Linked DNA regions of Mus musculus: regions 2 and 3 are each linked to region 1. Evidence: chromatin loops called from intact Hi-C (ENCODE). Cell type or tissue: heart. All regions are shown on one strand.

Region 1 (8,000 bases):
TCTGCTTGCAGTTGGTGGTTGTGGAGAGCCAATGTGTGAAACAGGGTAGACAGACGCTTCGGCCATGCTTGTACCAGTGGTCCTTCCCCCATCTTTCCACAAGCCCAGCCTCTAATGCTAAGGACCTTGGAGAAGAGGGAACCTCCTGGCTAAACTAGAACCACGAAGACCCTTCATGGAGTGGTTTCGCCAGGGAATGACCTTAGGGTAAGGCCAAGAAGAGTGAATTCTGGCAAGTCGATTAAGCCTTTCCTTCCACGACAGCCATCACCACTGTCACCCTGTAGACGAGACTTGGGTTACCACTAGCATCTCCAGTTTAGCCTCTTCCAAGAGACTAGTTGGCAGCAGGGCTGATGGACCTAGGAGGTGGTCAGGTGATCTTGGTCCCACCCAATTGCCTTATAAATGTGGTCCTTCCCAGGCAGGAGGGTAAGGCTGAGAGAAGAGAGCTCAGTGCCCTTGGGCAGCACTAGTTTGGCCACAGGAGTACTGTCCTCTGTTGACTTTGGTTCATAAGATGATGGTACAATGCCAAGGAGAGGCTTGGGGTGTGGAGAGCCCTCTAGGTAGAAGGCAATGGGACTCCCCTTCCCTTTCAGAGTCAGTGGATGGGAAAAGGTTGTTTTCCGGATCAAGGCAGTGGGCTGATGGGGTAATGGAGGTGCCTGAGTTTTGCCTGAGGCTTTGTATTATGCTGAATGTGTCCAGAGGGACAAATTTGCAGAACCTCATATTGATATTTTAAATAATAAAATAAAAAGCACTTTAGGTTACTTTTATCTTTAACCCAATTGCTGCAATTTCTGTTGTGTATGTATATATACATATATATACTTTCCCCAAAGTTTTATTTTTTGCTCAGAATAAAAGTTAAGTTGAGGTGTAAAAAGAGCACTTACTTGGGTGCAATATATGCGTAGCTTGACAGTCGCTATCCCACGTGGCCCTGGCCTGGCCTTCTGCTCCATCAGCCCTGTGCTGAAGCTGGCCACAGGGAACCACTATCAGCATCTCAGCAGCTGCTCAATCTATGCAAGCCTTCCTGTGTGTCCGGGGCGCCCCCCTCAGGCCCTCCAAGGAACTGCTGCAGCTGTTTTCTTCTGACTGTTGAGGCCCCTTTTCAACTGCTTCTCCGCCGTCCCCTGCTCTTTCCCCTCTTCCCCAGAACAAAATGATTCCTGAAAGGAAGGGTCGGTTGTTCCTAGGTAGAAACCTGGCACCTTTAGACTTTCATATTTGTAAACACATCCATTGAAGGGAAGCGTCTCCAGTGTCACTGAGACTGTTGGTGTGTGGAAGTGCACTACTGTCGCGAATTTACAGCTTTTTCACAGCCCCAATCAGAAATATGTCGGAAGGCTCTCTGCACCACCTCTGTTGGCTCAAAAGCAGAATGACTTCCACGCTTCATCAAATCCATTTAGGAAGCCGTTAATGACCTCCCTCACCGGCTCCCACTTACTCTTAAATTCCCAACTGTAGAGGCATTTTAAATATACTCCAGCCAGTGCAAGATTTTCACAGATGAAGTTTGCAAGTGGTTGTGCTGTGACACAGATGGGAAATTGTCCATCTCTCCTCTGAGGCAGAAGGGGATGAGCCATAAAACTGGATCATACATATTTCTGATTGGTCTGTTTCTTGCATATTCTTGGATCTTGTTTCTTATGCCCCTGCTCTTGGGGAGGTTGGTCATTAGCCCAGGCATCTCTCACTGTTCTGGCGGCTTGAGGGCTTCTCAGTCTGCGTTGAAAATGCAAGTTTAATTGGATCTGTCAAATTATATTATAGTACAACCTTTTTCTAGAACTGGCGTGTAAAAACCATACACTGCTCCTTGGTGGTGGCTCACTGGGACAAAAATAGGTGATAATGTCATGTCACTTTCTCAATTCAATGCAATTTCTACTTTTTTTTTTTTTAAACAGGTAATGTTTTCATAAAACTTTTTTCCACCAAAATCTGGGGTGTTTATTGTAGTATCCCCGTGTCCCTCGAGGTGCCAAGTCAGGGGCTTGCCCGCCCTTGCCGCGGGTGTTCTCAGGCTTCCCAAGGGCTGTGTGAGTCAACAGCCTGCATCTTTGGTTGTGCTTTGGAGAAAATGTCACTGAGGTTGGAGTCCCAGGTAGCTAGTCCCTTTTCCTGGGAATTCCCTGTTGCAGTTTGGGGAAGGTGGCTGGAAAACGGGCTTTTCTGGTTGCCTGGCTCAGATCTAGCCAGAAAAGGCCACAAACTCTTTTCTAACACAAACTAATCATTGGCCAGTGGTCTTGGTGACAAGTTTTTAAGTCCCAAATAGTTTTATTTGAATTATGTAAAAGTACCAAGTTTATTTTAAATGTAAAACATGGGAACAACGGACTTCCACTGAGCGATATGAAAACGTTACAGGTTCAGTACTTCCAAAGGAAGAAACCTCCAACCCCTAAAAAGAATAAATACGAATTTGTATTTTTGAAGAATGTGAAATAATAGTGTTTGCTTAATTGCTCATTTTGTATAAACTTAATATTGTACTTTAAAATATCTGCTATGAAGTGAAAATTTAACTTTTTGGAATTGAAAAAGCAATATTAAATACTAATGAAATCTTAATTAAATGCTTATTTAAATCTGGTAGTACATGTGGCATTACTTCCCATCCCTGTCCCTGGTTGACACTCTCTTCCCACTCCCAGCCATCAAGTCTTGGAGGGACAGAAAAGAAAGGTCAGTCACCAGGGTCTGCAGATTTCCTTTTAATCAAGACTCTGCTCAAGTGTTTTGTGGGGCTGAGAGCCCCCAAAGCATGAAATGAACATGTAATACCACCTGGAACCCCCAAAGCAGGCCAGACCACTCTGGCCAGCACTGCTGGCTTCCTGAATCCGAGTACTCAAGACTGGATGTTTGTTGGCTCCATTTCAAAGCACAGTACTGCCTTCAGCCAGGACGACGTGGGAGTGAACCCAGCTGCTAGTAGAGTTGCCATCCCAGGCTGAGGGCCAAGTACCAGCAACTGCCCGTGAAGACTGGCCCCTTTTAGTGAAGGGAGTTGGTCACAGTCCAGCCACTGGCCCTGGAAAGGGACAGAAGTCAGGGTGCCCGGCTAGGGTATGATCAAGACTCCGAGGCTCCATCGCCAGCATCCTTTGGAAGGCCACCTCTGGCCGATACAGATGGCTGGGGCGGCGCTCCAGACTTGGCTGAACCGTTCTAGTTGGAACAGAAAAGGGGGGAGGGGGGATGAGCCCGGAGGAAAGGCCTTAAGTTAGGCCCCACAAGAATAAGGCCACTTGGCATCTCGACAGTACCATGCTTTTTCAAAACCTCGCTCAGATCAAAGGAAGTTAAGCGGTGGGGATGCTCTTCCACCTGCCTCCTTTGGAGCGGGGTGGGGGTGGGGAGCGCGAGCTAGACCAGTGCAGTGAGTGGGAAGCGCCCACCTCCCCAGGTCCAGCCCGGAGAGGGCACTGGGCACTGACCCCGCCACCAGCCGGTTCTGGGCGCCGGCGGCCCAGCTGCCGCAGCATCTCCTCACAGGCGGCGATGGTGTCCAGAAGCTGCCGCTGCCGCTGCTCCACGGCGTCCAGCAGCTGCTGGGCGCGTTCATCTCGGGGCGGCTGCGGGGGTGGCCTCCCGCCGAGCCCCAACCCCGCCTTCCCACGGTCCACGCCGGCAGCCTCCCTGCCCGGGAGAGAGACGGCGTCAGGGCCCGGCGCTAGGCGGCGCGAGGTCGCGGCCCCAACCCACCGCCCCGCCGGCCCGCTCTCACCCCCGTGACCAGCCTGCGCCGGGACCCCACTCCATCGCCGCCCGTGCCACCCGCTCACCACCCCTCCGCAGTCCGCCCCCCGCGCCGCGCGAGGAGTCCGCTAAGCCGAGCCCCGCCCCGTCCCCACCGTTCTCCTTCAAGTCGCCTGGGGGTCGCGGTCCCTTTAAGCGGCCGGGAGCGGAGGCGGGGCCGAGCCTCGCGGGCCGGAAGTTGCGTCCGTGCGTCACTTCCTCCCGGAAGCGGCTCGGCACGGATGTCTACGGCGCGTCCGTGCGCGGGGCTGAGGGCCGCCGTGGCGGCCGGCATGGGGTTGAGCGACGGGCCGGCTAGTTCTGGCCGCGGCTGCCGCCTCCTACGCCCTCCTGAGCCCGCTCCGGCGCTGCCGGGGGCCCGGCTGCTGCGGCTTCCGGAGAGCGAGCCCGTGGAAGCCGCGAGCCCCGAGCGCTCCGGCTGGACCGAGGCGCTGCGGGCCGCCGTGGCCGAGCTGCGCGCCGGCGCCGTGGTGGCGGTCCCGACCGACACGCTCTACGGCCTGGCCTGCTCGGCGAGCAGCTCGGCGGCCCTGAGTTGCGTGTACCGCCTCAAAGGCCGCAGCGAGGCCAAGCCGCTGGCCGTGTGCCTGGGCCGCGTGGCCGACGTCTACAGGTGAGGCGGCCCCGCTGGGGGCGGCCCCGCGGGAGGGGTTTCCGGTGACAGCCTCGGGAGACCGCGGCGTCCGCCGAGCGCGGGAGGGGCTTGTCCTTGCTCCCCGAGGAGGAATCCGGAACTGGAGATTGGTCGGGAGCGCTGACGGCTCGCCAAGATCCGCTCTAGACAGTCGGTCGAGAAGCTGAGTTAGGCGAGCATGGCACTCTTCTCCCGGTGCCCTTGTGATGGGCGGAGGGGAGGCCCGTTTCGGGGTAACGCCTTCCAGATGATTAAACGGATTGAGATTGTATCCACGTGCCACGGCGCTGTGGTTTTGTCCCCCAAGACAGGCGGATAGACTTAAAGCCCAGGGTACTCTGTGGAGTCTGTCTTCTGCCAGAACTCCGAGGAAGAGGGAGTAGAGAGTCAGGTAGATCTCGTTCATTATACACGCGAAGGGGACCCCTCTCCAGCATCTGCCTTAAGTCCCCAGGAAAGGTCCATCAGGGTGATTTGGAGAGGATTTGTGCTCCTTTGCCTGCAGGTACTGTCAGGTGAGAGTACCTAGGGAGCTCCTGGAAGACCTGTTCCCAGGCCCTGTGACCCTGGTGATGGAGCGCTCCGAGGAGCTCAACAAAGACCTGAACCCCTTTACTCGTGTGAGTCAAGAGTTTTCCCTTTTCCTGCGATCTAAATCAGACGCTTGCAAGCCCTCGATGTCTTCCTCACGTTCTCTTTTCTTGCTTCCCAGCTTGTTGGCATCCGGATTCCTGACCATGCCTTCATGCTGGACTTGGCCCAGATGTTTGGGGGACCACTTGCACTCACTAGTGCCAACCTCAGCTCCCAGGCCAGTTCTCTGAGTGTTGAGGTGAGAATTGGCCCCAGCAGGTTAAACTGCTGTTTCCTTAAAATCAACAAGGCTAACACTGTAATGGGATTGCCTGGCAGAAATTTGGGCCTTTGGTGCATGGGTGAGAAGGTTACCCATTTGGTGTTGGTTAGAGGAGGGTATCCGAATGAATCTTGGAAGGGGGCAGGTGGTGTACTTGTAAGGCCAGGACAAGGAGGCTAGGGTAAGAAAATCTCAGTCAGCCTTAGTTATTTAGGGACACTTACTTTTTTTTAATGATTTATTTTTATTTTATGTACATTGCTGTTTTGCGCGCGCGCGCGTGTGTGTGTGTGTGTGTGTGTGTGTGTGTGTGTGTGTGTGTGTCTAGGTGATGGTGTCAGATCTCCCGACCATGGAGTTGGTGATGGTGTCAGATCTCCCGACCATGGAGTTGTAGACAGTTATGAGCTGCTGTGTAGGTGCTGGGAATTGAACCTTGGTCCTCTACAAGAGCAGTCAATGCTCTTGACTGCCGAGCCATCTCTTTGCCCCTGGGAGCTTTACTTATTTTTCTTTAGAAAGTGTTGGAATTGTTTTATCTTGATAGGCCAAGGGAGAGCAGGTGTGGTTTTTTGTATCGATGATAATAGAAAAGATGTCGGAGTGGTGGTGAGCATCTTTAATCCCAGCACTCAGGAGACAGAAGCAGTCTGATTGCGGAGTTCCAGGCCCTCTGAGTTTACAGAATGAGTTCATAGAGAGACTCTGTCTCAAAGAAAAAGAACAGATTATAGGAAATACAGACAGCTTTGTGAGGGAAGTGGTTGTCAGAGACTTGACAACCATGCTGAGAAAAATTTGGGGCTTTGAAACATTAGTTCGCTGTTCTGTCACATGGTCATTAAATGACAGTCCCAACTAATTGCCAGTTCTCTCTGAATTCTTTCTTTTTGGAGGGGGCATGTTTCTGTTTGGGACAGGATCCACTCTGTCTCCCAGGCTGGCCTAGAACTCACAGTCAGGACCCTTGGGCCTCCCCAGTTTTGCATCTGTACCAGCACACCTGGCCTCACCTAATTTTTGACTCCTGACCTTATTTTATTTTTGCCTGCCAGATAGGCCTGAGATAAGATCATTGTAATCCTGTGTTGGCTGTGTAGTTTAGGACAAATGAACAGGCAAAGGAGCTTTGTTCTGTTCTTCCAACACTTAACATTAGCTGCAGTAAAGTGCTGGGGTTTTCTATGCCAGACCTGGGGACATTGGAAATGTAGTATCTGCTTTAGTTGCTCCGGGTAGCTATACACTGTGGACGTGGGTGGGAATCTTCCCAGAGGAGGAGTAAGTTTTTACCTTGTCAGCGGCCCTAGACCAGCACAGTCATTGCTTGATTTATAGCTGGTTCCCTGCCTAACTGCATTGAAGACTCTTTACTGGGGCCAGAAGAAATCAAGCTCTGTTAACAGTACACCCTGTAGCCTAGGGGCTGAGTGCTGGTGGCATGTGTTTATACAGTTCTTAACTTCCACTGAGGTCTAGGATCAGGCTGCTAGAGCTTTGCTTTAGGGGCCTGAGTGAAGTAATTTACATGCATCACACAGATACGGAAAGACTGGCTCATACCCAGCACGCCACTTTTTGGACCTAAGCCTCCCCCATCCCTGCAGTACTTGGAATTCCTCTTATTGCATTAAGGTTTTCTTTAAGGAGTGCATACCTAAGGAGGCTTCAGACGTGGTACATATCAGATCCTGGTGTTAATTGTGCCCTTGACTTAGCTGACGGTACTAAGAGGTTTCTATGCTGCTTAAAGGAAGATAATTATATTTAAATGTGAGCTGTGTATTCAGGATGATAATTCAGCTGTGCCCTAACCTTCTTTCTTTTCAGGAGTTCCAAGACCTCTGGCCTCATTTGTCCCTTGTCATTGATGGGGGGCCAATTGGGGATAGTCAGAGCCCTGAGTGTCGCCTCGGCTCTACTGTGGTTGACTTATCTGTGCCTGGAAAGTTTGGCATTATTCGCCCAGGCTGGTAAGTATCTTTCCTGTGCCTCTGGGGAATGTGAGGGAGGTTGGAGAAAAGAGAAGATTTAAAGTGCAGGTTTTCTCCAGGCAGTGTTAATTCACGCCGTTAATCTCAGCACTTAAGAGACAGAGGCAGGCAGATCTCTTGTGAGTTCAAGGCTAGCCTGGTCTACAAAGCAATTCCAGGACACCAGGGCTACACATAGAAACCCTGTCTTGAAAGCAAAAATAACAAAAACTTAACCAAAAAAGTGCATATCTTCATTACCATTTTAAAGGGACCACTAAGGGCTGCCACAGAGAGGTGTTAAGTGGGCTGGGACTAAATTTGCTGGTATAGCTGGCTTTTTAAGATTCATCAAGTTTGTTTAACAGTGGGACAGTAATTAGAATTAGGCTACTCAGACTTTGGTGTACTCCATCTTCTGAGAAGTCAAACTCTTAACTACCTTCTATCTTCCTCAGTGCCCTGGAAAACACTACATCGATCCTCCAGCAGAAATATGGGCTGCTCCCTTCACAGGGGTCCTGTTCATGAAACTTGGGAGGACCCAAGGACCATGCTGGATACTATGTGTCTGCTACTGGATGGCAAAGCCTCACTGCCTGAGGTTCCTACATCTATAGCCTAGCTTTTTAGGCAGCATCCTTGGCTCTGAATCCTGTAGGCCAGCCAGAAGCTGCAGGGTGAGCCTTGTCCCCGGGGGAAGGTTATATTTATTTATTCTGTACATTTATTTGTCAGCCAAGAATTA
Region 2 (8,000 bases), 86 kb after region 1:
ATCTTTAGTGCCTAGCCTAGTGAGTGACACTTAACTTTGTAGAAATGAATGAACAGAAAGATTAATAAGGCATGACAGAAGAATTTTGTTAGCAAAACATGCACTTGTACCTAGGAAGGAGGAGGCACACTGGTAGATATAGTGATGAGGAAGGCAGAGGAAGCAGCTGGAGAGAAAGGAGCCTCCATGCTTCCTCAGGGGTTTCACAAATGGCGGGAAATGGGCTGACATTTTTCTCTGGTCAGAAAACCACTCTTATCTTTTTTTTTTTTCTCCTCAAGACAGGGTTTCTCTGTGTAGCCCTGGCTGTCCCGGAACTCACTTTGTAGACCAAGCTGGCCTCGAACTCAGAGATCCACCTGCCTCTGCCTCCCAAGTGCCAAGATTAAAGGCGTGCACCACCACTGCTCGGCTATGATTATCTTGTTATGTTCACCTGGCTTTGTTTCAGAAGGAGACTAACTTGTTCTGCTTATTCAAATTATTCAAAAGCTACTAAAGCTACTTAGATGTCTACTCCCGCCTGAACTGAATTCGAGATAATATCCCTTGGTCCTGGCAAAAAGATATAGAATGAAAGCTTAGGTGAGCTCCTTATTACAAGTCTTCACGGTCCCAGCAGTGACGGCGCACGCCTTTAATCCTAGTACTTAGGAGGCAGAGGCAGGCGGATCTCACAGTCAGACACCAGCCTGTGTTACAGAATATTTGTGAACCCCAGGACTGTGCTATTTACTAGAAAAACTCGTTTTTAGTTGTGTGGCTCAGCCTTAACATACACCTTTAATCCAAGAGCTTTTTGCTTGAGTACTGTAAACATGACTAAACAGAGTCAACCATAGGTCAAAAGATAGAGCAGGCAACCAGCTGACAGGAAGTGAGCATACGATTATTAGGAAAAACCATAGAGGGTAAGAACAAGTCAGGAGGGTAGATAGAGAGACATACAGGAAGTAGAAGGGAGGGGCATTCAATCTGAAGGTTTCTTGAGATGGCCTGAGAGAGGCATGCCTTCTAGGACATCAGCTGAGGGGGAAGGTCAGCTGGGTGCTCTCTCTGTCTCTCTGAGCTAGTAGGCTCTCACCTCAGCATCTGGCTCCCAAGTCTTCATAGGGAAAATCAAACTATTGAGATTTTGTTAAATCAATAAGCCTGGTCTAGAGAATGGATTCCAGGACAGCTGGGGCTACACAGAGAAACCCTGTCTCAAGAAAAAGACAAAAACAAAACAAAACAAAACAATGACCACAATTTAAAAAAAAAGACAAAGAACTCCTCATGGAATCCAGGGTCTACAGTTAAGATCCTGGGCCTTACAGACAGAATGATGGGGAGCAAACAGACTCTGCCTCCATATGTGAGAACCTGAGTAATGTATCTCTCTGGGCCCCAGTGTTATCCTCCTAAAACTGGCCTATTTGCCAGCGTGGTGGCACATGCCTTTAATCTGAGAACTTTGGAGATAGAGGCAGGTGGATCACAAGTGTGTTCAAGGCCACCTTGATTTATATAAGAGTTCCAGAATAGCTGGGGTTATTAGGGCTGCAAAGAGAGCCTGTCTCAAAAACAAAACTGGCTCATCCTATTAATGCTTATTCAGTTCATACTTACTGGCTGCTACTCCCATCTTGTTTGTCGTACTTTATTTCTAAATTCTGTATGAATTTTTAAGCGGTCCTTCTCCACTACCCCTGTGGTGGGACAATGTCTGCTTTTCCTAGGTGCATCTTTAGTGCCTAGCCTAGTGAGTGACACTTAACTTTGTAGAAATGAATGAACAGAAAGATTAATAAGGCATGACAGAAGAATTTTGTTAGCAAAACATGCACTTGTACCTAGGAAGGAGGAGGCACACTGGTAGATATAGTGATGAGGAAGGCAGAGGAAGCAGCTGGAGAGAAAGGAGCCTCCATGCTTCCTCAGGGGTTTCACAAATGGCGGGAAATGGGCTGACATTTTTCTCTGGTCAGAAAACCACTCTTATCTTTTTTTTTTTCTCCTCAAGACAGGGTTTCTCTGTGTAGCCCTGGCTGTCCCGGAACTCACTTTGTAGACCAAGCTGGCCTCGAACTCAGAGATCCACCTGCCTCTGCCTCCCAAGTGCCAAGATTAAAGGCGTGCACCACCACTGCTCGGCTATGATTATCTTGTTATGTTCACCTGGCTTTGTTTCAGAAGGAGACTAACTTGTTCTGCTTATGTTCTGCTTCTGTAACCCCGCCCATTTTGCTTGCTAAATCCCCCATTTGAAGACGCACCCCCCCCCCACCCAACCACTGAGCTGTAAGAGACTTGACTTCCTCACATCCAATGCCGATCTCTCAAACCCAGCCGTAGGGGGAGGCAGCCTGCATACACTAATGAAAACGCTTGCGTTAATTTATTTGGCCGTGATGATTTGTGATTTGTCTTTTGTTTTTGTTTTTTATTTTGGTTCTTCGAGACAGGGTTTCTCTGTATAGCCCTGGCTGTCCCTGAACTCACTCTGTACACCAGGCTGGCCTCGAACTTAGAAATCCACCTGCCCTGCCTCCCAAGTGCTGGGACTAAAGGCGTGCGCCACCACTGCCCGGCCTACTCCTATCTTTGTAGTTCACAAGACAGAGCTGTTTGAGGATACTGTCCGAAATGAGCTCTGACAAAAAACAAATAATTTTTCTCTTAATTTATTCATTCATTTTAGAAGGCTGAGTTTGTACAAGTATTTCCCGGATGTGTGAAAATTATGTGAAATTGACATTTCAGTTTGCCCAGAAATCAAACTCATCACGGCTCTTTTGGAACTGTAACAGAAATGCAGTTCCAGAACTCAAGACTGTTTGTTACCTGGCCTGCTAAGGACAGTGGTTTGCCTACCACTGGCCTGGCTGGATGGCAGGCAGTTTCCAGTGGGGCTGAGCAGTAGGGTCTCCCCAAAAGATGGATGTGTTCTCCCAAAACACTCCCCCTGGATACAGAGATGCTGAGAAGACATGATGCGTCCTGCTCTTACAGTCCTCTCCCTCCGCTGTTAAGCTGCAGGACAACTCTTACTGTCCTACTGAGCGACTGCATCCCTGCCTATTGGCAGGTAGGCTAGCATAGGTTAGGTCATGTCAGTGCGGAACAGCCTCCCCCAACCCCTGAAAAACCTTCAATTATCAGCTCACTTTGTACTATAGATTTGAGATCTCGGCCTCGCCCCTCTTCCTTCAGGCCTCCATCATTCTATTTCTGGTATATCTCTTCTAAAGCTCTCCCATTCAAACGTGAAGGTGAGATGCACTGTCCTAATAGCGCTCATCTGAAGGGTAATTCATGCCTACTTCTTTCCTATGGGCCCACCATTCTTTTATAAGTTATGACAGATGGCAATTTCCTACCGGTGGTTATTTTAGACCTTATTAAGAAGGGGACATCTGAATGAGTCCCTACAATAAGCTTTCAAGATAAGCACTCGTTGGTCACGGGGAAAACGCTAGCAGCTCTTACCGAAGTAGTCAAGCCACTTCATCCCTTGCAGCGCCTTGGGGAGCCGAAGGATCTCGATGTTGTACAGATTTTCCACCTCCTTGAGGAGGGTCTGTCTGTCGGACTCAATTTGCTTGGTTCGAACTTGCACTGCAAAGAGGTGAAAGCGGACGGATCCCGCGTCAGGTGTGCGAAGCCGTCGCATCCGCGTCCCAACCCACCCAAAACCCACGATCACGCGAATCCACCCCTTACCCTCGCGGTCGAAGTCCTTCAGGAAGGAGGCGAGCTTCCGGCTCCGCAGCGTGTTGGTCCTGGTTCCGCGGCTGCTGCGTTTCTTGGGAGCCATGGCGCCTGGCTGCGTCGAGCGAGGGGCCAAGCAGCCGGCTCCGCGACTGAGACGGGGAGAGGGTGTGAGCGGTCGGAGAGCTGAGAAAGTTCAGTCGTTGGAGTCTAGGTTTCCAGAACTCTGCCGAAACCTACCTGCAGGTCCCAAAACACAGTCTGAGGAACCCTCACAGCTCCAACTAAGGGACGGGCGGCTCCTCGGTTAACCGCCACCCAATTCAAACTCAACGGGCACAGCCTAGCCAATAGCAAATCGCCGTCTTAGGACGGTTCTCACCACGCCCAATCACAATAAAGCTTCTTCTCCTTCCGCCAGCCAATCCTCATGGAGGACTTCAATGCCCAGATGTCATTGCGGCACACGCCATCTTTTCGCGACTCCAGAGTCGTGCTAACTGGAAGTAGAGTGGTGAGTTCGTTCTTGTGAATAAGCGCGGTGTAGTTTTTGATGTACTCAGCGTTGACATCGCAGGATTTACGTTTTCCTGTTGATTTAGGGCTGGAAATCTTAAAGAGAGGCGACAAGACTGACTCCAGAAGCACAGGTCCCGGAACAGACAGACCCCAGAGACTCGCAGTCTAAAGCAGATTGCCCTGTCGTGAAGAAACCCCTTCGGAAGACCCGAAGCAACGGTCTTCCTGCAGAGAGAAGGTAAGAGGACCGCCAGAATCAATATTCTTGAGTGTCCGCGGTTACAAGACAGAGACACAGCTCCACTCTGCAGCGTGGGGAGTTGCCCTAGCCTTTTAAGGACTTGAGCTCAGTTGATGGCCCTGACGCTGAAAAGAACTCAGCACTAGCTGAGCTCAGTTGATGGCCCTGACGCTGAAAAGAACTCAGCACTAGCTGATTTATGAAGCAGAGTTACATGAACATATTTGCTACGGGGCCTCACCATATAACGCTGGCTATCTTGGAAGTCTCTGTGTATACTAGTTTGGCCTCGAACTCACAGAGATCTGCTTGTTTCTGTCTTTCCAGTGCTAGGATTAAAGATGCATTCGACAACTCCCAGCCTATGGCTGTTTTAAATACAGGCATAAGCACAAGAATTAAGAGAGAGAGGCAGGCACCTAGGCATAAAAGACACTTGCATGCTCCTCAGAGAATCTCAGAAAGTTAGACATAGCCACGTGGGTATGAGATTCTCTAGGGAGATCAGCAGTTGATTTTCTTTCTTTTCCCCCAGTTTCTTGAGACCAGGCTGGCCTCAAACCCAAAACCCGGCTCTGCTTCCAGAGGGCTGGAATTAAAGTCATGTTACATTAGCCACAATTACTTATTTTGGTGGCTTTCAGTTTACATCTCAAAAGGGTTTCTAAAAACCCTTGTGACTCCCTTCAAACAAGAAGTTGTTTGATAAGAGAAGTAAGTGAGGTGGCTTTCAAGATTCTTTGATGGTATTAAATCCTACAGATGTAAATGGGGTAGTGTGTGTCCTTTCTCTGTAAATGGGATTCCTGGTGAGATTTCTAGAACATGGAAGATTTACAGCAGGAAGGAAGAAAGGCTGTTCACAGTTGGTAAGTGTACTTGCAGGAATTCTTCCTTCATTGTTGGCTGAAGGTGTCAGCCCACTTCCAGGACTAGGAGTTCTTGTTTGTGTCCCCCAAAGTCTCCCTACCTTTCATTATTGCCTTGGGACTATTTGAAGACCAACAGCTGGTCTTCTCCTGAGGTCGGAAATGACGCAGCCTTGATGCAGGCCCTCCCTTCTGGTACCCTGACTCCCTTTTGTTTTGTTTATTTTTTCCCAGAAAATGGCTCATGACCAGCCTCTGCTGGTTGTGCAGGAGGCCCTGAGGAAGTGCTTCCCTGTGGTGGAGGAACAGCAGAACCTGTGGCAGAGCACCCTGCAGGACTGCTCGCCCCTCCTGTCCTCTCTCAGTAACCTGGCTGAGCAGCTGCAAGCCGCACAGAGTCTGCGCTTTGAGGATGTGCCAGCCCTGCGTCCCTTTCCAGACTTACAGGAGCGGTTGAGGCGCAAGCAGCTGGAGGCTGGTGACGTTGTTCTGGACAAGCTAGCTGAGCGGCTGTAAGAGGCTCTGTTGTCCCCCTTTGTTGATGGACAGATCTTAATGCCGCATGGCATCCCAGCCTCAGTCAGGGGGTCCTACAGAAATCGACAAAAGCAAGTCAGGAGTAATCATGCTGGAGCTAAGTTGAATGTCTGTGAGTTCGAGGCCAGCCTGGACTACATTGTAAGACCATGCATGTCTTTAAAACAAAACAAAACAACCCAAATCAGGCCAGGTGTTTAATCTCAGCACTAAGGAGGCATATACAAGCAGATCTCTGAGTTCAAGGCCAGTCTGGTCTACATAGAGAGTTCCAAGGCAACCAGGGCTACACAGATAAACCCAGTCTCAAAATAAATAAGTAAGTAAACAAACAAATAAATAAAAATAACCCCAAACCAACTAAATAAATGGAAGAAATTACAAAAGCAGAAAAGAAGAGGGTGGCGAGGAGTGCAGCCCTCTTCTGTCGTTGTCCTTGGTGTACTGCAGTTCAGGGAGAGCTGGGAGTAAGGACTGTGTGTCCGGGACCTTGTACACCTCTGCCTTATACCTGTCTATGCACTTGGAAGCAAGAAAAGGGAAACTCAAACTGATTGTCCTGATCACAGAGTCCGTGAGAAATAGAGCCAGGAATCTGAAGTGGGCCTGCCACTTAAGCTGGGGCTTCTTACCACCACCTGGTTCTACACACAAGTGGATACATGTGTAACTAAGTAGCCCAAGAAACAGTAACAACACAGGTGTTACACAGATACTCTGTTTTCTGCTTTTTTTTTTTTTTTTTTTTTTTTTTTTGGTTTTTTTGGAGACAGGGTTTCTCTGTATAGTCCTGGCTGTCCTGGAACTCACTTTGTAGACCAGGCTGGCCTCGAACTCAGAAATCCGCCTGCCTCTGCCTCCTGAGTGCTGGGATTAAAGGTGTGCGCCACCACACCCGGCTTCTGCTTGTTCTTGATGTTAGTCATCGACTATAAGCAGGTCTTACACACTTGAGGATTTTGGATTGTTTCCTGTTTTTACACCATAAGCCACAGTAGGATATTTAGAGCTAGCGTTCTGGGCTAGAGGATCCCTTGTCCATTGGGAAGTTGCAGCCTTTGTTTTAGTGATGGGTTCCTTAGAGTCAGCATTCGAATACTATGTAGCCACTGCCAAAGGCACTTTACACACATCATAGTATTTATCTTTCCAGTGACAATTCATTCACTGATTGTGTGTTTGCTGTTCTTGGGAAACACAGTGAGCAATGAAGCCTTTATGCACAGGGGAAATAACTCACATTCTCAAGCAGTCTGTGCATGTCGAGCCCACATTGCCATTGAAGAACTGGCCAGACAAGGGCAGTTAAGATGGCTCCTGGGGTAGAGGCACTTGCCGTGTAAGCCTGATGACCTGGGTTCAATCCACGGGCCCATGGAAAGGTGGAAGGACAGAGTGGATGCCACAAAGTAGCCCTCTGATCTCCAAGCATACTCTGTCATGTGCATGCCCTTCCCTCATACTAAATTAACAAGGGTATAGCTCAGTGGTAGACCGCTTCCCTAACACGTCTAAGGGTTTGAGTCCCCTCTGAAACAAAACTTAACAGGACAGTAGTGGTTTGAGAAGGCTTACCCCCTATCTTTTTTTAGGATACTGCCTAACACCCTCCTTTTCCCACAGAGCCACCCTCCTCAAGGTCCGTAACACCATCAACAGCCACGTGGAGCAGGTGTTTCAGGCCTACGAGCAGCATGCGGCTGTGCTAGACATTGACACCGTCCTGCGCCCCTCAGTTGTGAGCCCCTCTGTGGCTGACATGTTGGAGTGGCTGCAGGACATCGACAGACATTATGGAAGCTCATATCCTTCGAGTGCTTCCTGACTGACTGCCCAGAGCCGCCCCTAGAGGCTGCAGCAGGTGCAGACTTCACAGGGTCAGCAGGCTGTATAATTCACAGGGTCAGCAGGCTGTATAATTCACAGGGTCAGCAGGCTGTATAATTCACGGGGTCAGCAGGCTGTATAATTCACGGGGTCAGCAGGCTGTATAATTCACGGGGTCAGCAGGCTGTATAATTCACGGGGTCAGCAGGCTGTATAATTCACGGGGTCAGCAGGCTGTATAATTCACGGGGTCAGCAGGCTGTATAATTCACGGGGTCAGCAGGCTGTATAATTCACGGGGTCAGCAGGCTGTA
Region 3 (8,000 bases), 110 kb before region 1:
CTGCTACCTATGTACTGTCAAGCTTTGGCCTCAGGTGGCTGCCTCCAGCCAGATGGGACCCTTAACTTCAACAAGGCCACTCCAAGAGTCACCAGGAACCCCCTGCCCTGGATCCCCAGTGTAGCTACAGACGCTCCTCCCTTTGCTCTGTTCCTGTCCCTGGTCCACTACCTGGGCTCAGCAGTTATCAGAGAGTGACATCTGAAAAGAATTTGTGGACACTGCAAGCCTTCACATCTCCCTGCTCCAAACCCTGGAGCTGTGTCTTTAGAGAGCATGACTTACCAAGTCCAGGTTCCCCCTTCCCCACTCACAGGGTCTGGGCCTTGAACATGGGTCCTTGTCCCCAATCCCAAGAGGAGGCTTAGACTTTTGGGGGTGGGGAGGATATACTTGTCTGACCTACATTTTGGGAAGACACCCCCCCAAATCCTGCAGGGATAGTTCGGTCTGTAAAGACCGCCTAGCCTCGCCCATTCCATCTCCCCAGCCCCTCCTCTCTAACGATCAGCTTTAAGGGGTTTTCCTGCCTTCCTTCAGTGACCTTCAGTGCCTTGATCTCTAACTAGTGCCCTTTCCCCTCATCCCCCATTTGACTTCAAAACTGCAGCCCAATCAACTTGAACTCCAGTTGTGCTGTGGATGTTTCTAGAAAGAGACAACCAGGAAGAGTCTGGGAGGAGTTTGCAACATGCAGGTTGAACTGGTTATCAGAGTTCAATTCAAAACAAAAAGGAGGGGGGCAGGTTAAAGGTTACAGGGGTGGGTGTGGGGTCAATGAGACAGTTTAGAGGTAAAAATCACTATGAGTTTGAGGCACATTTTGGGCCAGCCTGGGCTAACTAGTGAGTCCCTATCTCAAAACAACAGCAATAAAAAGTTACAGTGGCCATCCATTCTGCAACACTGGCCCAACTGCTTGCTTTTTTTTTTTTTTTTTTTTTTTTTTTGATTTTTCGAGACAGGGTTTCTCTGTATAGCCTTGGCTGTCCTGGAACTCACTTTGTAGACCAGGCTGGCCTCGAACTCAGAAATCCACCTGCCTCTGCCTTCCGAGTGCTGGGATTAAAGGCGTGCACCACCACGCCCGGCGAGAAGCAATCTTAAATCAGTAAAGCTAACTAATTGGGGTGAACATGTTCTGAGATGGAGATGTGGCTCAGTCATGGAGTGTTTGCTTGGCAGCTGTGAGGCCCTGGGTTCCGGTTCCTAGGCTCCATCCTCAGGACTGCTCAAAATAAATAAATGAAAGTCTCAGAGCCACTATACCAGAAACTGCACAGGAGTGTAAGGGCAAGATTCAGCCCAGTCCTCAGGGATCCAGCTTACCGAAATAGTCAGCAGTTGAGAAAAAACCAACCATTCTAGACTCTCTCGTCTGAGCTAGCTTCTTTTGTCCTGTCTTGAGTTATATATAGTCTTTTTTTTTTTTTTTTTTTTTTTTTTTTTCCGAGACAGGGTTTCTCTGTATAGCCCTGGCTGTCCTGGAACTCACTTTGTAGACCAGGCTGGCCTCGAACTCAGAAATCCGCCTGCCTCTGCCTCCCGAGTGCTGGGATTAAAGGAGTGTGCCACCATCCCCGGTTTAGCTATATATAGTCTTTACCTAGAAGGGAACAATGGAGTCTGGAAGAGAATAGTTCCTGTCAGGGTAAATGGCCAATAGAATGTGGCTAAGGGGCTTGAGGACAAAACCTGCTCAGGGCTGTCTATCTGGGCATTGCGGTGAGATGTCTCCTTAGTTAAGAGAACATATTGCTCTTTCTTGGGACCCAGTTCCCACCACACACATCAGGTGTCTCACAGCCTCCTGTCACCAGCCCCGAGGATCTGATGACCTCTGGCCTTCTTAGGTGAGCGTGCACACACACACACACACACACACACACACACACACACACACACACACGGTGCACATAAATTCATGCAAGCACACACACATACACACAAAAAATTAAAAACTAACAGATCTTTAAAGAAATAAAGAGCCAAGAGGGCCACATCGTCCTCCGCTGTTAAGAAGAGTCCTCCGCGCTGCCTGGTGGTTGTCATTACTGTGTCACAGATAAAGATGCCACACATTTCAAGTTCCATTGACAGAAAAGCTAGATAGGTCTTAAGAACATTTAGCAGTTCCTAGACGGGAAAATGACACAGGAATTGGAGTTGGACTTCCCTCTGGGCACCCAGCACTTATTGGCTACGGACTTTGTCAAACAGTTTTGTCTCTCTGTTCCTCCGTTTCTCCACCTGGCAAGTGGAGAAGGTGACATACATGAAGCCAGGGCACGGTAGTTATCTGGAAGTGTTTCAGAATAATAGAAAGCTGTCCCTTTCTGCATGTGAAGAGTTGAGGATGGACTTAACTTGAAAATAAAAGTTAACATCATTTTTTCCGTTAGGGTAACATGACCACTTCCTTCTGCCTTGGACATGGGCCTTGGCCCTTTGATTTAGTGGGCTGAGAAAGGCGTTCCTCACGCAGGCTTTCCAGAACTGGGACGCCCGAGTATGCTTGAATACAGACTGTAGATTCTAGATTTTTAAATAGAGTAAGGGCGGGGAGACCCACCTACTCGTCCATGTCCGACTCGGGCATGCTGGGACTTGCAGGCTGGCTGTCCGTCCTGTGACGCCAGGGCCGCTGGGAAATGTAGTCCTTAATCTGCCCTGGAACGGAGGTGTCCTGCAGGCCCACCGGTGACAGCTCGGGAGGTAGGCTGCAATGACAAGGATCTGAAATAAGTGCAGAGTGGGAGGGGGCTTGCAAGCTGGTTGCTGGGGCCCTTGTCCTGTGGGTGCCAGAATGGACACTCCTAACCTGCTGCTGATGCAACGGGGCCTGTTGGGTGGGGTGAGGGGCAAGGAGCAACGGGACACCCACAGGCTCCGAGGAAAGAGCAGCGGGGCTGGGTTATTTCTCCAGAATAAGACCCTCCTAGCTGAGACTGAGGCGAAGGCTGTCTCCCTACCCCTATTTGGACACACCACCAACCTTTCCCAGAGAAGAGCCAGATGGACCACAACTGCTCCCTGAAGAGGGCATCAGAGCTGTACCCAGAAGCAAGGAGACCAGAGAGCATACTGAACTCCACTGGGAACATCTGGGGCGACACCGAGCAAGGGGCAAAGGGGTAGAAACCCATTTTCTGGAAACGTTGAGAGACCCATTGTAGGAAAGACGGGGAAGGCCAGAAGGAGAAGAGAGATGACCAGGCTCTCTCTTTTCCCTCCACAAAGGCCCCTTTCTTCATCCCCACAGCCCCCCGAAGCAGCTCTAATACGGAATGGGAGGTTCCCACCTGCCCTACCCCAGGGTTTGACAGCTCAGCATGGACCAGTCTGTGGCAATCCAGGAGACCCTGGTTGAGGGGGAATACTGCGTCATCATATCCTTCCCAGTTGTAGGTTGCCATCCAGATCGTGCCTGCTTCAGCCTTGGGAGGTGGGATGGAGGGTGTGGAAAAATTTCTCTCGAAGCCATATGGGAAAAGGTAAACCAATATTTACCAAGTATTCACTTGGCTCTGGTCTCTCTACCAGGTGCTTTACATAGGTAGCTATTTTCTCAACCAGCTGCAAAGTTGGAGACTATTATACCCATTTTGCAGATGAGGAAAACTCAGAGAGGTGAAGTCGTTTGCCAGTGGGAGAGGGAAAGGCAGCGTGGTGGAGTGGGCCGGATGGGGAGTTTCGCCCTTTGGCTTTCAGTTTCCCTTCACTCTGAGCAGCAGGCAGTCCAAGGTGTGCTGTGTAAGGGAGATAGCCGGCAGAGCCGCCTGCTCGGGCTGGTGAGGTACCGGCTGGAAAATGACGCCCAGGAGCATGCGTAAGTAGGGCTCAGACTGCCTGTGTGGGCCATGGGTGGTTCTTCAGTATCCTCCAGCTGGACTTCAGTCATTCTGTCTGAGTCTCCTAGACTAATTAACACAATGATAGTGTTCTGGAACACCGTGTTCTAAGCCTTTAATAATCAGCAAGATGTGATGTGGAAGCTTTTAGAGGAGAGGCAGTTATATCAAACTTGGCCAGATTTTGAGTTTGTGTGAGTGCCCGAGTTTAAATCCGGATGCTGCAATCCTATGCAAATTGTTCTTCATAGCTCCATTTACCCAGAGTAAAGTACAGAGGGTTGAACTGGGAACGAGCGAGCACATGCACCAGGAAGCTGAGGCAGGACTGTCACAAATTCCAGGCCATCCTGGGCTACATTCTAAGCACAGCCTAGGCTACAGAGTGAGACCCTACCTCAAAAAGGGAAGGGATGGGGTTGAAGAGATGGTTGGAATGTGTACTGCTCTTGCATCACTGGACACTGTGCATGGAAAGGGCCTGAGCCATGCGTATGGCTAGGGCACTGCCAGCTAAGCACTAGGGACCCACAGGTGACCACAAGCACTCTAAGCTGGGCCTTCCACTCATTTCTGCCCTTAGTCTCTTCCTGTATACACACCGGAGGATGGCCATCACAGGAGACGATGTATCTCTGGACCAGATAGTGCCACTCTCAAAAGATTTTATGCTGGAAGAAGGTGCCAGTTGGGCCGGGTGGTATGCTCTCCTCTGGGTGGCCCCCAACTCATCTCTGCCCTCACTGTAAGGGAGGGTGGTGGCTATGTGGGTGGGACAGGGATGTTCAGTTGCTAAAGACATTCTCGTTTCCTTCCCTCAGTGTCCCCAGATGGTGAACTCTACATCCTTGGTGAGTAGCCCTTTCAATCTGGGTCCCTGTTAGGTCAATGGGACAGGTTCCAAAGACAGAAAGATGAACGAGAACATGCCTGGATGGGAGTGATGCTAGGTGCCTGAAATCCTAGCATGTGGGAGGCTTGAGGCAGGGGGATTGCCTTGAATTTGAGGTCAGTCTGGACTTACATTGTGAGTTCTAGGCAAGCCGTAGACTGACAACAAACCAAAAGAGAAAATTCTTGGGTTGGTGGAACGGCTTAGTGGAGAAAGGTGCTTGCTGTCAAGACCAACTTTCCGAGTTCGAGTCCCAGAACCCACTAGGTAGAATGAAAGATCCAGCTTCTGGGCTTTTACTCTAGAGAAAACTTTCCTGGTGTCCATACTACGGTGACTAAGAATCAGGTGCTACCCTCTACCAGCTCTTTTTCCTTAATCACCCCTTGTCAGTGCGTTTCAGTCCTCCAGGTGGGCTCCATCATCACCTCAGACACCACAAGTTGTAACCCTCCTCCTCCTCCCCTTCCTCCTCTCCTTCTTCCTTCTCTTCTTCCTCTTTCTCCTGCTGCTGTTCCTCTTCCCCCTTCTTTCCCTCCTCCTCCTCTTCTTCCTCCTCCTCCCCCTACTCCCTCTCCCTCTCCTTTTCCTTCTCTTCTTCCTCCTCTTCTTCTTTTTGGTTTTCCAAGACAGAGTTTCTCCATGTAGCCCTGGCTGTCCTGGAACTCACTGTGTAGACCAGACTAGCCTCGAATTCCTCTGCCTCTGAGTGCTGGCATTAAAGACATGTGCCGCCACCACTGCCCCGCCAGTTCGCTCTTCTTAAAAAAAAAAAAACTATCCCATGCTCCTCTTCTCCCCTTCTCTCCCTGAGCCCTTTCTAACTTCCTTCCCCCTGTACCTTTCCCCATGGTGATTCGCCTGGCCTCAGTCCTTTGAACCAGTGAGCCCCCACCCAAGCAGCTTCCCAATAAACCTACCTTTAATGTAAAAAAACTTACCACACTAACTATTTAGAGTGTGTGTATGTGTACTTGAATTACCATGGTGTCTGTGTGGCGACCAAAGGACAGCTCGTTCAGGCTTGGCAGCAAACACTTACCTGTTGAGCCATCTCCAGTGGCCCCAGGGTCCCCTGCTCTTGTAAGTGCCACATCTTTCAGCTTGGGCCTCTCCTGTGTGTAGTCTTTTCTCCTCATCATGTCATTCTCAGGGCCTGGCTCTACGGTGGACCAGCAGATAGGCAGGTGCTGCAGTGCACTTCTGCATGCTCTTCAGTTCACAGAGCTGGAGAACTTAAATCCACATTACATCCCAATCACACAGCAATCTCCCAATCTCCTCTTCCCCCAAATGTAGGAGTGCTCTGCTGCAAGCACACCTATGTGCCATCAGATCCCTTTATAGATGGTCATGTGGTCATGAGCAACATGTGGTTGCTGGGAATTGAACTCAGGACTTCTGGAAGAGTAGCCAGTGTTCTTAACTGCTGAGCCATTTCACTAGCCCAAGTTTAGGCTTTCTGATTTGCCATTTTGCAGATTCTCTCTCTCTTTTTTTTTATGTTTTTTTGTTTTTTTTCAAGACTTATTATATATACAGTATTCTGCCTGTATATGTGCCTGCATGCCAGAATAGGACATCAGATCTCATTATTGATGGTTGTGAGCCATCATAGGGATGCTGGGAATTGAACTTAGGAACTTTGGAAAAATAGCCAGTGCTCTTAACCTCCAAGCTATCTCTCCAGATCTCCTTTAAATAGTTTCTCAAGGCAGGGTTTCTCTCTGTTTCCAGGCCTGGCTGTCCTGGAACTTGCTCTGTACACCAGGCTGGCTTTGAACTTACAGAGTTGTGTCTGCCTCTGCCTCCTGAGTGCTTGGATTAAAGGTGTGTGCCACCTCCACCAGGCAGAGTCCATTCTTTTTTTAAAAAAATATTTATTTTTAACTTATGTGCATTGATGTCTTGCCTTTGTGTATGTCTCTGTGAGGGCATCAGATCCCCTGGCACTGGGGTTACAGACAGTTATAAGCTGCTATGTGGGTTCTGGGGATTGAACTCGGGTCCTCTGGAAGGGTTAAGTGCTCCTAACAGCTGAGCCAGCTCTCTAGCTCGCAGAGTCTCCTCTTAATACATTTTAGTATTTAGCTACTGGTGACTGCATTTCTTGTCTCCTCTCTACAGGCTCTGATGTGACAGTACAATTGAACACAGCTGAACTCAAGCTTGTATTCCAACTTCCCTTTGGTTCACACACCAGAACGTTCCTCCAGGAAGTGGCCAGAGCCTGTCCAGGTAGGTAAGAGCCAGGTTTCCTGGAAAGGCTGTGTTGGCTGAGAGCACTGCTGTACTCTCTTGGTAGTGACAGTTGACTTTCCAACCCCATTGGGGTCATACAACTCAGTTTCCGCACCATCTCAAGGCTGCTGGCATGGAGTCACAGTGCCTGGGCTGCCAGCTAGCTACACGTTTGCTTTCCCTTTTTGAGATGAGGGTTTCGCTCCCTATTCCTGATCCTTCTGCCTCAGCTTCCCTCCCGAGTGCTGGCCTTACAAGCTTGTGTACCACACCTGGCCGGCGTTTGGTTTTCTGTTTCTGGTTACTAAACCTGAATGTTAACTGGGCTGTGACTCTGAGGATTCGGGGCTTCCTCCAAGTTAGCAGAGGGGTCCAAATTCTCCAGTATCCATAGCTACAACCAAGAGAAGTCTGTCAAATGTATTCCGCTCAAACCCTGCTCTGTTCCCCATTGCAGCTGGAGAAGAAAAAAAAAAAAAAAGGCTAGCTTTGGCCCAGCAAGAAGAAGTTGGTGCCATTTGACAAAATTTGTTTAGATGGGAGATCAGCCAGGCAAGCAGAGAGGTTGTGTACAGAGCGGAGGCCCAGTGACAGAGAATGCAAATTCATGCTGCCAGGTGCTGGGGCTCAGGTGCTCACCGGGCACTGATAAGGAGGAGTCCCTTTAAAGCTAATGTCTGGTCTCTGCAGGAACGTACGAGGGTTTGTCTCCTATGACAGCTGCCTATGGGGCCTTAACATCCGGCTCCAAGCATTTCTCTAGGTGTGCCAGGAAGGTGACCGACTTTGGAGGCTAGTTTGGTAAAAGGAAATCAGGACAAGAATTAATGGAGCCTTGGATGGGTTTAAGTGCTGTTTTGTAAATAGTTAATAATAAATTAATGAATAAATAAGTAAATAAACAAAATGTAACATAATAAAGATAATTTATGATTGTTAGTAGTGGTTGCAAGCAAGGGTAATAATAATTATTAATATTAATATTGAGATTGGACATCCCTAACATCGAAGTATCA

Evidence for each region. Hi-C counts contacts between places; a loop is a spot of excess contacts. Peaks named below come from ENCODE experiments on the same cell type or tissue, not always from the same donor. Only the 100,000 strongest peaks of a DNase experiment are listed, where the experiment ranks them.
Region 2: a loop joins it to region 1, with 5 times the contacts of the local background. A loop is called at or near these places in 6 of 42 quality-filtered maps.
Region 3: a loop joins it to region 1, with 2.8 times the contacts of the local background. A loop is called at or near these places in 3 of 42 quality-filtered maps.

What each region holds. Positions count from the first base shown.
Region 1 is chr4:124,846,765-124,854,764 of GRCm38, forward strand. Mtf1 (metal response element binding transcription factor 1) reads left to right here. Exons shown (of 11, transcript NM_008636.4): 11 at 1-3,036. 1110065P20Rik (RIKEN cDNA 1110065P20 gene) reads right to left here and starts at 3,800. Exons shown (of 3, transcript NM_001347196.1): 1 at 3,758-3,800; 2 at 3,468-3,669; 3 at 2,721-3,198. The coding sequence starts at 3,792. The coding sequence ends at 3,103. Yrdc (yrdC domain containing (E.coli)) reads left to right here and starts at 3,995. Exons shown (of 5, transcript NM_153566.2): 1 at 3,995-4,402; 2 at 4,929-5,043; 3 at 5,136-5,255; 4 at 7,110-7,252; 5 at 7,711-8,000. The coding sequence starts at 4,011. The coding sequence ends at 7,783. In heart, a CTCF peak has its summit at 3,683; DNase peaks (open chromatin) are centred at 1,067, 3,087, 3,987 and 4,527; H3K4me3 peaks cover 2,771 bases; H3K27ac peaks cover 2,406 bases.
Region 2 is chr4:124,932,884-124,940,883 of GRCm38, forward strand. It overlaps Cdca8 (cell division cycle associated 8), which reads right to left and starts at 4,034. Exons shown (of 10, transcript NM_026560.4): 1 at 3,706-4,034; 2 at 3,472-3,600. The coding sequence starts at 3,799. 9930104L06Rik (RIKEN cDNA 9930104L06 gene) reads left to right here and starts at 4,165. Exons shown (of 5, transcript NM_177573.3): 1 at 4,165-4,450; 2 at 5,557-5,834; 3 at 7,483-7,662. The coding sequence starts at 5,560. In heart, a CTCF peak has its summit at 4,036; a DNase peak (open chromatin) is centred at 4,098; H3K4me3 peaks cover 2,759 bases; H3K27ac peaks cover 1,926 bases.
Region 3 is chr4:124,739,202-124,747,201 of GRCm38, forward strand. Inpp5b (inositol polyphosphate-5-phosphatase B) reads left to right here and starts at 2,649. Exons shown (of 24, transcript NM_008385.4): 1 at 2,649-2,715; 2 at 3,263-3,389; 3 at 3,735-3,829; 4 at 4,435-4,532; 5 at 4,673-4,702; 6 at 6,871-6,981. The coding sequence starts at 3,333. Gm12915 (predicted gene 12915) reads right to left here. Exons shown (of 4, transcript NR_151694.1): 2 at 5,786-5,978; 3 at 2,573-2,720. Gm32117 (a long non-coding RNA gene) reads left to right here. Exons shown (of 2, transcript XR_376640.4): 2 at 1-904. Mir698 (microRNA 698) reads left to right here and starts at 4,580; the gene lies at 4,580-4,688. In heart, a CTCF peak has its summit at 3,021 (motif pointing right); a DNase peak (open chromatin) is centred at 2,660; H3K4me3 peaks cover 1,338 bases; H3K27ac peaks cover 1,380 bases.